Regions from separate parts of the Homo sapiens genome. Here region 2 is linked to region 1. The links are chromatin loops, found by intact Hi-C in ENCODE. Cell type or tissue: ascending aorta. All regions are shown on one strand. Each heading gives the region's core, and the rest is flanking DNA. Links, peaks and the distances in the headings are about the cores only. Region 1 overlaps RAD51B (RAD51 paralog B). Region 2 overlaps RAD51B (RAD51 paralog B).

What was found. A loop is a pair of places that touch in the nucleus more often than their neighbours do. Peaks named below come from ENCODE experiments on the same cell type or tissue, not always from the same donor. Only the 100,000 strongest peaks of a DNase experiment are listed, where the experiment ranks them.
Region 2: a loop joins it to region 1, with 2.1 times the contacts of the local background. A loop is called at or near these places in 4 of 110 quality-filtered maps.

The regions. Positions count from the first base shown.
Region 1 is chr14:68,131,357-68,134,279 of GRCh38, reverse strand. All of the region lies in intron 7 of RAD51B (RAD51 paralog B), which reads right to left. The region is part of intron 2 of LOC105370546 (a long non-coding RNA gene); the gene reads left to right. Among named protein-coding and RNA genes, the nearest start is that of RAD51B, 310 kb to the right of the region's middle. In ascending aorta, for the core only: no CTCF peak of the experiment used is centred there; no DNase peak of the experiment used is centred there; H3K27ac peaks cover 1,276 bases.
Region 2 is chr14:68,040,895-68,043,817 of GRCh38, reverse strand. All of the region lies in intron 7 of RAD51B (RAD51 paralog B), which reads right to left. Among named protein-coding and RNA genes, the nearest start is that of RAD51B, 220 kb to the right of the region's middle. In ascending aorta, for the core only: no CTCF peak of the experiment used is centred there; no DNase peak of the experiment used is centred there; H3K27ac peaks cover 642 bases.

The sequences.
Region 1 (2,923 bases), core at 246-2,745:
AATTCTATATACACATAACCACTTGGATGAACCATAAGAAAAGTGGAAAAAGCCAATTACAAAAGGCTACATACTGTATAATTTCATTTATGTAATATTTGTGAAATAACATGATTACAGAGATGGAGAACAGATTCACGGTTACCAGAGGTTAGGGAATATGAGATGGGGTGGGTGTGGCTAGCAGGATGTGGCACGAGAGGCTTCTGATAATACAGTGAGGCATTTTGATGGATGCTAGTGGTTATTCAAAGCTACGCATGATGACACACAAAAATGAATGCATGCATTACTGGTGAAATAAGTTTTATGGGTTGTACCCATATTGGTTTCCAGGTTTTGATACTGTACTTGAGCCATGGAATATGTCAACACTGGGGAAGGCTGGGTGAAGGATATATATGACCTCGCTGTACATTTCTTTGTACCTTGCTATGAATATATAATTATTTAAAAAAAAAAGTTTTCTTAACAAGCCAAAATAATCTTAAAAAAATCATTCAGATTTGGCCAGGCATGGTGGCTCATGCCTGTAATCCCAGCACTTTGGGAGGCTAAGGCGGGAGGATCACGAGGTCAGGAGTTCGAGACCAGCCTGGCCAATATGGTGAAACTCCGTCTCTACTAAAAAAATACAAAAATTAGCCAGGCGTGGTGGTGTGCGCCTGTAGTCCCAGCTACTCAGGAGGCCGAGGCAGGAGAATCGCTTGAACCCGGGAAGTGGAGGTTGCAGTAAGCCAAGATCACGCCACTGCACTCCAGCCTGGGCAACACAGTGAGACTTCGTCTCAAAAAGAAAAAAAAATCATTCAGATTTAAGAGTACTGTCTTTGAAGGTAATGTGACTTTAAAGCCACAGGTTCCATTTTTTAAAAAGCATACATGACTTCTCTTCTACCAGACATTCATTTTTAGAAAATAAAACATTTTCCTCTATCCTCAAATTCAAAAACAGCTGAATAAATATTCCTCAGTTTCCAAACAGAGTAATCCTTGAGTAGAAATACGTGGAAAAAGAAAATTCCTAGTATAAACCAATATGTGCCTGCCTTACCTGAAAAACAGCTAGAATCACATCATCTCTGAGTTGGAAAGAACTTCAAGTTCTTCCAGTTCAAATTCCCACCAACATAAGATTCATTTCTCTAATATTTCTGATTGAGCTAACCTTTGAATACATGCAATTACTATATTGCCTGCCCCCCACATTCTTTTCTGGAAAAAGCATCCCTCTTTTTTCTGTGAACTGCTTTTCTCAATTATAGTTCTCCTAAGAGCCAATTTTTTCCATCCCGAGATCAGTCCAGAGAAGGCACTGGAACCAAACTAGGGGTCCTGCCCCTTGGCCTTGGTTGATTTGTTCAGAATTGGGCACTTGGCCCAACCTGGACCAGAGAATTTTTCCAAGGTTTTTCTCACTAAATGTGCTAGAGAGAGTTTCTCTTGATTGTTGGGAGATGTATAACCCAGGCATGCTTAGCAATCATGTTTCACATAATGTGCATGAGAGAGTAAGTCTGCAGAGGGAAAATGAGCTAATACTCTGAGAGAAGCAGAGATGAAAGAAAGAGAAATAAGGAAAGCTGCATTTGAGTCTCTGGTTCTAGCAGTTTCTGGGGCCCAGTGGGATGCCTGCCCTCTCCACAGTTTGGCTGTTCAATCCTTTCTTTGTTCACATGAGACATTCCTAATATCTTTCCACTAATTTCCTCTTTTTACCAAGCTAGTTCAAGTCACGTTTCCACCACATGCAATGAAAAGAATATCCTACTATGAATAAGAAGTCCATAACTCACAATACAGCCTGTTAAGAGCTCTAATTGTTAGAATGTTCTTCCTGATGTTGAAACACATATGCCTCCATGGATATTCCAACTATTGCCTTACATCCTTACCAAGGCTCATCTTCCTCTTTCCAATATTCAAAGATTATGATCACATAACCTTTGTGGATATTCATTACTTTTTGTCTGTACAGCATATATTTCCTTACTATTTTGATAATAGCACCCCAAATCTTTGAGGAAAATTACCTCTACCCCACTGAATGCAGCCTAATGGGATTATGAGTCAAGATTCCCTGCCATTCTTTAGCCAAAAAGTGAACATATGACCCAAGCCAGATCCCCTAGTTTTGAATCTTAACAAAAACACTGAAAGTTGCTGGAGTGTGATAACTTTGGCAGTGAAGCCCAGAAGAATGTGACTGCCAGGTTTACTGAGCCCTCTTAAGCTGTTCTTTCCCTGTCCTTTCTGAGCCTGATTCTTCCTTCTTCTCTTTGACTCTGTAAACTCTTTAATATCCTTCCAATAAGAAATGCTATTAACTGGTTAGTTTATATAATTAAACAAGTCTATCTTAAACATATCCCCAAAGTTTTCTCTTTTTTAGGCTAAGTAATCTCAGCTTGTTGAACTGTACTTCAGGTGACTTGATTTCCAATCTATAATCTGATTGGTTCCCTCCTAAATGAACATTTATCAAAAATCTTTGTGAACACATGGCAGTCAAACAAAAGGTGGTCTGACCAGAACAGAGAGCGATAGGAAGAATATGTCGATCTTTTTATTTTTTTATTTTTTTGAGATAGAGTTTCGCTTTGTCACCTAGGCTGGAGTGAAGTGGCATGATCTCGGCTCACTGCAACCTCCGCCCACTGGGTTCAAGCGATTTTCCTGCCTCAGCCTCCCAAGTGGCTGGGATTATAGACGCATGACACCACGCCTGGCTAATTTTTGTATTTTTAGTGGAGGCAGGGTTTCACCATGTTGGTCAGGCTGGTCTCGAACTCCTGACCTCAGGTGATCAGCCTGCCTTGGCCTCCCAAAGTGCAGGGATTACGGGCGTGAGCCACCGCACCCAGCGAATATGTCCATCTTTGATCTTGACATGTACTTTTGTTAATGCAGCTCCAAAGCCCAC
Region 2 (2,923 bases), core at 311-2,810, 91 kb after region 1:
CCCAAGATCTCACTTATGCTTAGTCTTAGTTTGTTTTTTAATTCCAATCTATTTCTTCAGAAGAGGGTTACTCTCCCTACTTACTTATCAGAAAGCCTTTTTAACATTAGTTTTCAAATTAAATACCAGCCCAAGGTTGCATATCAGCTCTGTAACTTTTCTAAAGATTTGCAGATCAAGCCAGGGAAGTAGTCTGGTTCGCTTTTGTAGAGAAAGTAATACAGACACATTTGGAAACTACTACTTAGTTCAAGATTCCAAGTTCCAAATCTCACTGAAAATAATTGGGGCTTGAATTCCATTTTTCTTCCCATCTAAGAAAAAGTTGGTACTTAAAAATTGTAAATCTCCTAATATTTCTCAGTCATCAGATATCTTTTCCAAAATGGCATTCTGATCAGTATAATGCAAATGAATCACGAATTAAATTCCACCCAAGATATTCCTGTACTAAAATTCAAAGGAAAGTGCTTGGCAAAATGCATCTTAGGATCTGCCAAACCCCAAACATGTAAAAACAAATAATAACTCTAGGATGTTTTGCCAACCCCAAAAAAGCCAATGGCCACCCCTCTTTGAGAATGTCTTCAGGTTTCTGAATGCCTTCTATTTAGGCTTCACAGTCTAAGTCCTTGGGTGTCAAAGGTCAAGAACCACCAACCAGAGAATTAATAAAACTGAAGCTCTAGGTAAATAAACTTCAAACTCCTAAGCTCTGTTAGAAAGTTTCACACATAGTTCATCTGTTGAGAGAGTTTTTTTTTTTCCCCATTCAAAGAGCATTTAGCCTTAGGATTGCTTTCATTCAGCAAGGATCACCTACATTCTGATTCTTGTGGTTATTAGAGCAAATCACAGGGTGTTGAGAACTTGGCTTCTTCCATCTTAATAAAACAGTTCAAGTCAGAGAGGCAGTTAATCCCTGGAAGGCTTTGTGATCCCATCCCCTGACATGTTTGATAAATATGGAAATTGTAAAATGTTCTGACTTGTTAAAATTTTTTAAGCCTGCTTAACATGCTCTTTGGCCTCAACATGCACAAAGTGCTGACTTGGCATGCCTCGGAGCCTCCATCACCTTCTCTATTGTGTATACACTGACAACCCCTGAAGCATAAATAAGTCACACTTCACAAAGAATGTTTATTCTATGCTCTAAGAGGGACGCTCCTTTTCTCAAGGAAACAAAAGCATGGGAAAGGGGAGGGAGAAAGGGTGTGTACAAAAATATGTGGCAGAAAGGAAAAAAAACCCTTCAATTCTAAATAATTACAAAATTGAAGACCATAAAAAAATCTGGGTTAGGGATAGGTATGTCTACATTTGGCTTATAAACAGATCTTTCAGAGTCTGAAATTACCATGGTAGGAAACAACTATTCCTCTTTGTTCCTTGCTTTACAAAATGTAATGAATAATATAGTTTTCTTTCAGTACCTCCTGTAATTCAAATGAGTCCACTCCCCTTTAACGCTATTCAAAGTTAAGAAAATAAAATACTATTATGACCTGTATCTGGCCACCAGTGAGCAAGAAAACAAGCTCTGATTACATGAATAGATGCAACTTCTACTCATCTCAAATAACTAATCATCTTGGAGACTGAATAAACAACTATATAAATACTGAGAAAGAAGGCTTGTAACTGTATGAGCCAGGTGCAGTGTTTAGAAACTCTGCAGACATAAAATTCAAAGGGAAACTCTGTGAAAAAATCACACAGACAGTATACTCATGAAATGCTGATGACGCACTGGAGTACTTCAGAATCTATAGCCAGCTACATTCATCAGTTGTAGACATTATTGATATTCCCAGATCCAACCATCAAATTCCCAGCACTTTGACTGTTTCCAGAAGATTGCTTTCATGGGGTCTCCTGAGGCTGCTGCTTATATTAAACTTACAATTACGAGCAACAACAGCAAAAGTGAGAAGCAGATGGCTGCAAGGTAGAATGGAAACAGAGGCCTCATGGATGCAGAGATAGGCACATCTTAGTAAAAAGAAAAGCAGCGGTAAAATAGCTGAATGGCAGAGAACTGGTGGGAGAAGGAAAAGAAGCTAAGAGTCAGGATGACATCCATACTATTAAAACTATCCAGGAAAAACTGAGAATTAGCTATAGGCCTGTAGACAGTTCTCAGGGTCTGCCAGTTTCAGGCAGACAGGAAAAGAAATGACCAGACCATTAGAAGGGGCAAGAACTTGACCTGTGGCTGCTGGGGAAGAAAACAAGGATTAAAAAAAAAAAAGAGAGTATAAATGTTGACCCTCAGGCTAGTCCTGGTACTCCAATTAAGGAAGGAAGGAAAGTGGACAAATTATGACTTTAGGAGAGAAAAAATAATCAAAAGGATTGAGAATATTATCTTCTACCTTAGCATCAATATCACATGGCTCAAAAATAGTTGCAGCTCAGAATAGCATGGCATGAAGAAAATAACACTACAGAGAGACAAGGAGACTGTATTAGTGCATTCTCACACTGCTATAAAGAACTACCTGAGACTGGGTAATTTATAAAGAAAGAGGTTTAGTTGGCTCACGGTTCCACAGGCTGTTAAGGAAGCATGGCTGAGGAAGCCTCAGGAAACTTACAACTGTGGCAGGAGGCGAAGGGGATGCCTGCACATCTTCACATGGCAGAACAGGAGAGAGAGCAAAGGCGGAAAGGGCTATACACTTTTAAATAACCAGATCTCATGAGAACTCACTCACTATCACAAGAACAGCAAAAGGGAAATTCACCCCCATGATCCAATCACTTCCCACCAGGTCCCTCCCACAACACTGGGAATTATAGTTCAACATGAGATTTAGGTGGGCACACAGAGCCAAACCAGATCACAGAACAACCAAACTAATGACCCAGTCACCCATCTTCTCCTACGGGAGGCAGAATACCCAAATGTTAAGCTCAG